2 separate regions of the Homo sapiens genome follow, and region 2 is linked to region 1. Evidence: read pairs that join two places in POLR2A ChIA-PET (ENCODE). Cell type or tissue: PC-9. All regions are shown on one strand. Each heading gives the region's core, and the rest is flanking DNA. Links, peaks and the distances in the headings are about the cores only. Region 1 overlaps SLC7A1 (solute carrier family 7 member 1). Region 2 has its middle 16 kb from the start of UBL3.

The links. ChIA-PET counts read pairs that join two places held together with the same protein. Peaks named below come from ENCODE experiments on the same cell type or tissue, not always from the same donor. Only the 100,000 strongest peaks of a DNase experiment are listed, where the experiment ranks them.
Region 2: POLR2A ChIA-PET joins it to region 1 with 8 read pairs; 3 of 35 experiments call an interaction of 5 or more read pairs at or near these places.

Annotation. Positions count from the first base shown.
Region 1 is chr13:29,581,515-29,586,892 of GRCh38, reverse strand. All of the region lies in intron 1 of SLC7A1 (solute carrier family 7 member 1), which reads left to right. Among named protein-coding and RNA genes, the nearest start is that of SLC7A1, 11 kb to the left of the region's middle. In PC-9, for the core only: no CTCF peak of the experiment used is centred there; a DNase peak (open chromatin) is centred at 3,282; H3K4me3 peaks cover 1,266 bases; H3K27ac peaks cover 2,599 bases.
Region 2 is chr13:29,864,273-29,869,650 of GRCh38, reverse strand. It overlaps the pseudogene TIMM8BP1. Among named protein-coding and RNA genes, the nearest start is that of UBL3, 16 kb to the right of the region's middle. In PC-9, for the core only: no CTCF peak of the experiment used is centred there; no DNase peak of the experiment used is centred there.

The DNA of each region.
Region 1 (5,378 bases), core at 208-5,207:
AGGGAAATTGAAATGAAAACGTATTGTTCTGTGCAGACAATGTTCTCTTCGATCAAAGAGGGAGTGGGGCTTATAAAGGGAGATGCACAAATTAGAGCTTGATGTGGCCAGTGGTGTGGATGTGAATATTCATCCCTGTGGAGGAAAATAGTGGGGTCTCTGAGATTTGTAAGATTGTATTTTCCTTTTTTTTCTTCTTTTTCCTTAAGGCTCTGAATCTAGGTCTAACGTTCTATTTAATGATGTCTCTCCTTTGTGTTTTTATCTTGTGGTAAGCATTTGGGAGTGTCTTTCAGTAAATCATGATACCATTTCCATGTTAGAATACTATGTAGCCAGTAAGAATGGCGTTTTCAAAGAACATTTGATTTTGTGGGAGAAACTTTAATGTTAAAAGTGAAACCATCTGGGTGCAATTTCCCATGTTCCGTGTTAGCTTAATGAGATATATGTATTTGCACAGAAAGAAAAGACTGGAAAAATTGGACTTTGTTTTTCTCACTGCAGTGTTTGTGGCACCTAAAATAGTGCTCAAGAAATATTTATTGAATGACTATTCTTATAATTAGTAAAACTGTATTTAAAGGAGGAATGTCTTTGAGCTAATGTTTTGGCAGGTGGATGGGACAATATATTATTTTAAGTTTCTGTTGTAATTTTGCCCTAGCAGCTCAGTTCTGGTAGATTTTGTTCTTTGGCACACATACATACCCCATTTTGCACTTTGGTACAAATTATACTGTGAATGGGTGACTTTGACATTTATATTTTTGGAAGAATCCAGTTCTACTGAAATCAGAGTATCAGATGTTGTCTTTTTCCTAATGTTCCCAGATGGGGTAGAATTACAGCTTCTTCTTACTTACTCTGTAACTAAGGAACCTTTGGGCCAGTTTGTCCTGTCCTGTGGTTGAGAATTTTTGCCTGGTTTGCCCAGGGTTTCTCATCCTTGAGCATCCAAGGCTACCAAGATACACTGTTCATATGTCGTCCTGGTTTCTAATGGATAGTTATCTAAAAATGCAGCTTCCCATTCTTACCTGCACTGTAGGTTAGCTTGGAAGATGTCCATCCCTGGTCTCAGTGGTCTTGTTCAGGGAGGGTGACTGTCACAGCTGTCCTTTCCTCTCTGGTGAGATTGTTTCATTCCTCCTTCAGGCACTTGGGATTCAGAGCCCTGTTGGCTGCCTCTTCTGTACTGTCAGCTTAGCACAGGATTCTGGAAGCCCGGTGCTGGGAAAGCCTTTCTCTGGGCTGTTTGGGATGGGACTACTGGTTACCCGCACACACTGGTACTCACTGGGTGTTCCCGAGGATGGCGGCTTTTAAACTTCTTTGACCGCAGTCTACAATAAGAACTAAATTTACATTGTAATCAAGTACACACACAGAGGCACACATATTGATATATAGATAAAATGAAAATTTTTATGAAACAGTACTCATTTTTACTATCTGTGATACGCTGAGATAATTTTTATTCTTTTCTATTTCATTACAAGAAAAATTCCTCGTGGCAACTTGGAGTTTGCAAAACACACTAGGTTTAGACATATGAGCCACACCTCACCTGCAACTCCACCACATTGTCCTGAATTTCATGTTCACTGCTGGCACTAGGGGATGGGAGTCAATTCTCCATCCAGACCAGTTAGGGCAAAGAAAGTTGAAGAGTCAAGGTTTCTTTTTGTGGTGATTTAGGAGTTTCTGACTGAAGGGGACATTATTCTCTGTGATGATGCCCAAGAAAGTGAGTAGGTTTTCAGGGCAGACCTGTGTGAATTCCCCAGTGTGGTTTGCTTTTGCATACTGGGGTATCTGTCCTTCGTTAACCTGACACAGTGGTGTCCCAAAGGTGGCCTGGTCAGGCTGTATGTGAGTTTTTAGAAATGGGCCATACATTTGTTAATTTCAGTGCTCTGATTTTCTTTGAGTTTATTTTATTCAGCGTGATGCGACGAAGAACCTGTCTGAAAGAGTTAAGGATTTTGGGGAAGAAGAGTGAGAAAAGATACTCATAGAAATGTTATTTTTTGACTAAATCTTATGGGTTAATATCGAACGGTATTGAAACTATATTAACAATAGCAGCCATACCATTAAATAGTTCTTCTTGAAAAGGTTGGATGGACTTTTGCTTAAGAAATGCTTGAATGTTTTTTCTTTTTTTTTCTTAGAAAATAAATGTCTTTAAGTCTGTGTATATAATTCACAAAACAATTGTAAATCAAGGGAATTGACTCTGCCTAACAAAGGTACAATGACATAACAGAACTAGAACAAGATAAATGGCCTCATTTATTGAAACAATGTGCAAATGTCTGTCCTTGTTCTTGGGAAGTTTCTTTTATTTACTATGCTTCTCAATAAAAATAAATTTGTTGTGAGAACTCAGAGTGCTTACTTTACAGTACTCTTAAAAATTCATATAGAAGTTACAAATATTGGCCAGGTGTGGTGGCTCATACCTGTAATCCCAGCACTTTGGGAGGCCGAGGCAGGCAGATCACCTGAGGTCAGGAGTTTGAGACCAGCCTGGCCAACATGGTGAAACCCCGTCTCTACTAAAAATACAAAAAATTAGCTGGGCATGGTGGCGCAGTACAGCTCCCGAGTAGCTGTAGTCCTAGCAGAGGGCTGGGTCCCAGCTACTAGGGAGATTGAGGCAGGAGAATCACTTAAGCCCAGGAGGTGGAGGTTGCAGTGAGACGAGATCGTGCCATTGCACTCCAGCCTGGGCAACAGAGTGAGACTCCGTCTCAAAAAAAAAAAAGAAAAAAAAAGTTACAAATATTACCATCACCATTGTTGGTATTTGAGAAGAAACCTCATGAACTTGATCTGATGCTGTTATATATGTTAACGTTTGAAATAAATGATGACTCTGTTATTGCAAGTGTACCACACTTCCCCCACAAATCTATAACCTCACAGTTTCAGCAGCTAGGTTTTTTGTTTGTTTGTTTGTTTTTTTAACTTTTGTTGGAAGACATTTCTTTTTTCAGATTGCTTTCTTTCCAGAGGGCAATCTTGGGAGAAATTAAGCAAGAGCACTCATTAGTTCTGTGAGTAATTTTATTGAACTGGGAAGAATGTCTGTCTTGCTGGTCTCAGAGTTTGATACAATTAGAATTTTAGAAAATTATCAGATCTAATTTGTGCTGGGATTCAGGCCTAATTACTGAAAGACTCTGTGGTCTGATGAGTCAAGGTGAGGGCATTGCCGTCTCATGTTTCTTGGGTGATTTGGAGTAGGGCAGTGGCCAGGGGAGGTGAAAGCTCTCTGCACAAATCCAAGTCACTTTCCTGCGGCTCCTGGTTGCCCATGAGTGGTCCTGTGTGGAGCATCTGCAAGGGAGGTCTTGCTGAGTCACCCTGCATAGAGTTTGAGTTGCTGGAAGAGTTGAAGTCTACTAAGAGCTGCTGGCCTTGACCCACAGAGGTCCCAGCAAGAGTCTCTTTCCAGCAAAGTGTCCTGCTGTGTGAAGGAAGAAAGCACGATTCCACCCTGGGGAGGTACTTGGGAGCAGGGACAGAGGGAAAGCATGGGTTTCTCAACACGGATGCTTTGTGGGAGCAAGCAATACTGCCCCATATCCAAATGAGCAGTGACTCAAACATTTGAGTTCTGGGAATTGCCCTTGTTCCTAGACTTCCTTGAAGGAACAGAACTGTGGGGGCACACTTTTACTGTGCATGCGGGCACGGGTGTGGGCTCCTTTACAGTTCTGGGGTGGGGCCTGAAGGCCACATCGCTGCCAGGTCTAGACCTAATGAGGGACCTGCACCTAAAGATGCAAGCTGTGTAAAATAAAAAGTTGAAAAGTTAAACCTGGGGATAAGACTAACTGGAGCGTATTGTTTCTGGAAATGTAGCACACAAAGCAGGAAACATTTCCATTGTAGTTGTGTACATTGGGTGCATTTTGTAACAGTCCTGTTCATTATGACTGTTACTCCTTCATTGCTATCTAAAGAGCGTGTAGGTAGCTAAGGTCATATGGATTGGGCAGAAGTGGCAGTAGGAGTGGGCAGTAAGGATAGAAGGAACGTATCTCAGTGAGTGTGCAAGTTAAGTACTTGGCATAATGTAATAGTGCCTTTCATATCCTAAGGTCATACTGTGGGTATCTTTAAACTGTCTAGACCACACGTGCATACAAATCCTCCCCTGGGGATCTCCTGAAATGCACATTCTGATTTGGGAGCTCAGGGAGGGGGTCTGAGAGACTGCATTTCTAACCAGCTCTCAGGGTCACTGGGAGTAGCAAGCACCTCCAAAACTGCTGGAACCTGGAACAACTGCAGGGAGACCTGATCTGCCCATTAGACCACATCTCCCTGAGGGTCTGGGATGCATGTGTCTTTGTGCCTCCTGTACCAAGAGCAGTGCCTGCTAGGAAGTGGATGCTCAAAATGATCTTTTCAACTGAACTGAAGAGGCTGCTGTCCCAGAGTCCGTTTACGTTAGTGGCCTTGGGACGGCAGGGGTGTGGCGACCCAGTCATAGCCTGTACACTTATTTCGGCCCAGCTTGGTTATCGCTTTACAGCCGTCTGCAGATAGGATGTGTGAATTTGGCAGCAGAGGCGGGGCTTCTGGCACCGGCAAGGAGTGATAGCTGAGGGCTTGGCAGTGAGGACAAGGACAGAACACCCATGGAAGAGAGGGAAGAACTCAGTAACTACTGCCATCAGGGATAATTAGCCGAGTGGCAAGCAGCCCTCCTCATTTCAAGAGGTCTGTGTTGTACACCCACATGCAACTCTGTGCCTCAGTTTCCTCATTTGAAAAATGGAGAAACTTACAGTTCCCCTCTTGTAGGTTATATTAAGGATTGAAGCTTTTAGCGCCTTGCCAGGCTTAGCACGAGAGGGCAATAAACATGAGTTGCAATTAGGATTGGTGTGTAAAGGGTTAAGCCCCAGCCTTCAGGGAGGTTTCTCCGAGAAGAAAAATCCCATTCCTGAGGTTGCACATAAATGTGTTGGTATTTTGCCGCTAAAGGAGTAGGTGTAAATTAACATGCAAAGTGATTCCTCCAGAAGGCTGGGGGTGGTGAAATGGGCGAAGGAGAGGTTGCTACTTGTTCGTCATCCTCAGGAAATTCTTAATGGAAGAGGCAGATGTCAGGAGCTTTCTAATTAATGGGCAGATGAGGTGGGAGATGAACCTGTCTTGGGGGTGTGCCTCAGGGGCAGGCATGGCGCTGCCAGAGCTAGCACTGGGGTGAAGTTCCAGGGACCCTTGCCCGTAAGACCTTAAACCAGAATGCCACTTAGAGGGGACAGCGCATGCTTGGCTGTATGCTGTAGTGTTTAAGCCTCTTTGCAGCTGACTTATATTTGGTTCTTTAAAAGTCTTAGAAGTGGCTGGCT
Region 2 (5,378 bases), core at 107-5,106, 280 kb before region 1:
ATGCCGTCATATTCTAGCCCAAATCTAAAACATCTGATATTTGAGTCTCCTGGGCAGCCTTATCAGTCATAAATAAACAATTTCTTTTACCTTTTTAAAAGTATTCGATTCCTCCGTACTCTCTTTTCTTTCCTGTTTTGTTTTGTTTGTTTGTTTGTTCGTTTGAGTCAGGGTTTTGCTTTGTTGCTCAAGCTGGAGTGCAGTGGCATGGTCACGGCTCACTGCAGCCTCAACCTCCCAGGCTCAAGCAATCCTCCCAACCACCTCAGCCTCCTGAGTAGCTGGGACTACAGGCATGCTCCACAACACCTAGCAAATTTTTAAATTTTTGGTGGAGATGGGGTCTCACTCTGTTGCCCGGACTGGCCTGCTCTCTTTCCCATCACCATCTTTTCAGATCCCTGGCATCAAGAACCCCAAGCTGGAAACTGAGTGGGTTAACTTTCAAGGGCTTTGCCACTCTACAATCCTGTGATTCTTTGGGCCACCAGAATATGTCAGCTAATCAAAAACTAAAAACGTCACCCTACATCCAGAAACATGCTTTCCCTCAGTTGTCTATGCAGGTAAAGCGAATTCAAGATCCACAGCTAGTCGGGTTAGTTGAGCTAAAAACAAAGGCTAACGCCAACCAATAAACAAATTTTTAAAAAACTAAAAAGAAAAAAAAAAAAGAGCTAAAAACAAAGGAGCCCATCGCTTTAACTAAAGAGTCCATGGTGAATCATCCCATAAAAGACAATCTGTTCCAAAAATCACAGGTCTCTGTCCTTGATATGAAAGCTTTGTCATATCTTGCAGTCAGCAAATCAAGTTTTTATAAGAATGAAAATAAACACGCTCGTGGTGCTATAAATAAAAGGTGAATAGGGAACAAGCTCAAAGGCATGCCAACGCCACTGAAGCACAGAGGATCATTACGCAGCTGTTCAGAGAATCCCAGCACGCCCCTGACAATGGAGGTGCCGATGATTTGTAATTAAGAATTTTAATTTCATCCTTGACCTCATAAGAATCATCACTAATACAATTTGTTTGTAAACTTGAGCCTTCACACATTCTACTACCACAAGACCTGGAACAAACTAGCACAGGCTTGTGTGAAGAGCATCCACATACTCAAATATAATTGGAGTTTAAATTTGTGAAAAGATGAACACCACCAACAATAACAACAAAACGTTTCCCAGATATCTTCATGACCATTATTTGGCATATTCCAAAGGAATAACCTGATTTAGAGTAAACTATGTTAATTTAATTACCATGCAATGTAAGTCCAGAAGAATCACCAGGTAGAGGGTGAAATCAACTCAGGCTTCCAACAAAATCATCCTTCATTTTCCTCAATAGGCACCTGGAAGAAAATTTGAATTTAAAATCTGACCGGCACATCTTTAATTTTTAGAACACTGTTTTCATTGTTGTTGTTTTGAGACGGGGTTTTACTCTACCACCCAGGCTGGAGTGCAGTGGTGCAATCTTGGCTCACTGAAACCTCTGCCTCCTGGGCTTAAGCGATCCTCTTGCCTCCGCCTCCCAAGTAGATGGGCCTGCAGGTGCATGCCACCACGCCTGGCTAATGTTTGTGTTTTTTGTAGAGACAGGGTTTCGCCACGTATCCGAGGCTAGTCTCGGACTCCTGGACTCAAGCCATCTGCCTGCCTTGGCCTCCCAAAGGGCTAGGATTACAGACATGAGCCACTGTGCCTGGCCCTAAACTCTTAAAAACAGAAAGGGCTTTGGGCCACTTGCTTGCATCCAAACAGGACAGAGCTGGCAAGAAAAAAAAGGATAAAAAGTCAGTAGATCTGTCCAGGCCTCCAAGCATTTTACAGTGTCAGGAGGTGTGTTTAAACTTGCCATTGTTATACACTAATAAATGTTAGCGGTGTGGTTAGTTTTTAAATAAATGGTAAAATTTGATTTCACATTTTTTTTTTTACTACTTTCCAATGCAGAGTTGCCTGTAATCACATTTGTGCAGAAGGGAGGAACACCCTTCCTGGAATAAGACAAACCGAGAGTGGAATTTGACGGATAAACTGTGTCTTTAAAAGAAAGTAAACCCAAAGGCCAGCATTTTATTAAACCAATAATTTACTTCTGGGTCCCTGAAGCTGCTTACCTTTTTTTTATGTTTATGGAAGAAAAGTGAATATGCATGAGCTAAGGAGAGTGAAGCTCCTGTTCTTCTGACGTCTTAACTCTGTGTTAGTGAGTTAGTGCAAATTGCCACATGGTACCTTTTCTGATCATCCCCTCCCCTTCTCTTTAATCCTTAGAGTTAAACAGGCATGAGTATGAATCCCAGTGACCACAAGAAAGTTATTTAGCTTCTGAGTCTCTTTTATTCACCTGTAAAAATGGGCATTTCAACGGGTTGTTGTAGCGATTAGGTGAACTGAAGTATTTATACTTTAATAAATAAATCTGGTGCTTCACAAGTCCTTTTTACTTGTGCCTGACACATGGAAGTCACCTGGGGACTGTCAGTGCCATCCAATTTTCCTTCTGCTTCTGCTCCTTTTTCTTTCTATTCTCCTTTTGTTTTTGTTTTTGTTTGTTTTTGGCTCGTCCTCACCTTCTACATCCTCAACACAGCAGATGTGTGGTAGAGCCCAGGGAGGTTCGTGGGGACTATTCCATGTTCTTTCCCCTTCTGCTGCCTGATGAAAACCCCATGCAGTATGAAAAATTGCAAGGAAAAGAGCTCCACCAATCCATTCATTTCCATGCCCTTGTAATTGGTGCAATTCCCTTTGGACAAGGTAACTAAACAGATCAGGCATAATAAACAAATGCAAGAGTTGAGAGCTATGAGGGTGGGAAAGTTCAACAACACCTGCCCTGGGCTCCCCTAAAGAGAAGCAGAACACCGTATGGACACCCTCTCCTGCCTCTTGCCCAAGGCATGGCCTCTGTGCTTGTTGCTGCTGCTTTTCTATTAGCTCACCCTTTTGCAAACTTTGTCTATGAGTATACTGCTTCTCTCTCTCCCACTTCCCTTCCGTTAATGTTTGATTGTATTCTACATAGCACCCAGACGTTTTTGGATTCAAGTGCCCTGAGCTCCCTAGGATTCAGGGAAACGACAACTTTGATTATCAATAATAGAGATTCCAATTGGTCATGGAAATTGCTGGAGTTAACAATTCAAATCTTCAGACTAGCATTGTGCACAACATGAGCATCACCCAGTACATCTTTGTTCAAATTGCTGCAATGTTTTGAAGTAGTTGCAAAATAAAGTGTTTTAGGGAAATCTCTCATGTTGGATTTTCTATGAGTAGAAAGTAACTTTTTTCTCAACTGAAGCTGGTTTAGGACCTATGCATGTTTTAATTTTCAAACTAAATCAGGGGGTTTATTATTTCAATTCTGTTTAAATATATCAGGACACGCATTCAGTGAAATAAAATTGTGAAATGTGCTCCTGGGGCTTTAAGAAAAATGAGAGGTCCTGAGACTCACGTGGACAATGACAGTGCTGGGCGAGGTGGTTGAAGCAGGGTTGCAGCACAGGTGTGTCGCTTCCTGGAGCTGTTCTGGGATGGATGTGTGGAGAAGCCAGGGAAATGCCTAGACTCTCACACTGAAAATTGCCTCTCTAGCTCTGTGGACCGCTTCATTGACACCACTCTTACCATCCCAGTCGGCTTGCCCAGATTGTACAGAAAGGAGGGCAGTAGGCCATCCCCTGGGAGGATGAGAAGCAGCAAAGGACTTCTGATTAAGCAGACTGAAGAGCCAGTGGGGGAAGGTTGTCAACCCATTGTCAGGTCAGCAGCTGGCTGCTATCAAGTTTGTTGGTGTTAAAAAGTAACAGAACAAATGTTTAAAAAGTGAAATTTATTTATTTGGAATTCAGAAATTCCATGTTGTAGCACATCAGTAATTCAATAAATGTGAATTCTCAAAAAAATTAATAAAACTGCAGTGTCACTGTCTTTTCCATGAAATCCTGGTCTCACTGAAGTACTTCTAGTTCCACTGTAAGGTCACTTGGATATAAGATCAAGGATGGAATTGTGACAATAGAGAAAATAACAGCAGGAGATATACAGACGAACATTTCATGAAAAACCTACCCACAAAGACAAGATGATAAATTCCTCTCCAAATCTCCAGATAACTTTGAAAATGTCAGAACTGGGCATACCCAGGAGCTGGAGGCAGGCTGTGTTTGTAATTCAGAACATAGCAATTCCTGCCTGACTCTATTTTCTTTGCTTACCCAAGACAATCCAAGGAATCTTGTAAAGTAGTGGTATTTCCCCAACAGGCGGATGTTAGGAGAGTCCTAAGAGATAAAAAGCACAGGTCCAGAGCCTTCCTAGTTTCTTCAGCTGAACAATCCAATTCATAGCATTTATTGAGCAACTACTACAAGCTGAACCCTGATGATGTGCAGGTAAGGTTAGAACCTTAGATGTTTATGCATGACACTTCCTTTAAGTGAAGAATACCTGGAAACTTCTGCCCCTAGCACTTCACTTGGTGAGCTGCTTCTTTTCATTCGGGTCTCTGCTAAAGTGCCGTCTTTTCCAAGGCCTTCTCTGACCATCTATCCTTGAGTTGACTACCTTCCTTGTCACTCTTCATTTCATTACCCAATTTTACTTTATTTATAGATCTATGACTACCTAAAATTATCTTGTATATTCGTGTGTTTACTTGTTGGGTTTATTAGCTGTCTCCTTACGAAAACAGAGGCTGCATGAGAGCAGGGCCTCACCTGTCCAGCTCCGTGCTCTCGCCTGGTGCCTGACACAGGTATGTGAATGGATGCCAAAGCAGGACACACTTGCCAAAGTGCTATTAGTCAAGGGCTGCTGCAGGCCACACTGGACTCCAATGTCTTCCCCTTGGTCTTTCAGAGGCTGAAACTGAGATTGGTTGAGGTGTGGGGAAGGTTGTGGACTCCTTCCTGGAGGGCACTGAGTTTCAGAGAATGAGCAGGAGTTAGCCAGGTGGTGGAGCAGGGGAAATATATGCCAGGCAGAGGAAACAGTTCGTGCCCCGGGCGCAGTGGCGCATGCCTGTAGTCCAGCTACTTCGGAGGCTGAGGCCGGAGGATCGCTTGTGCCCAGGAATTCTGGGCTGTAGTGGCTGTGCCGATCGGATGTCCGTACTAAGTTTGGCATTAAGATGGTGACCTCGGCCGGGCGTGGTGGCTCACGCCTGTAATCCCAGCATTTTGAGATGCCGAGGCAGGCGGATCACTTGAGGTCAGGAGCTCCAGACCAGCCTGGCCAATATGGTGAAACCCCGTCTCTACTGAAAATAGAAAAGTTAGCCGGGCATGGTGGCGCATGCCTGTGGTCCCACCTAGAATCGCTTGAACTGGGGAGGTGGAGGTTGCAGTGAGCTGAGAT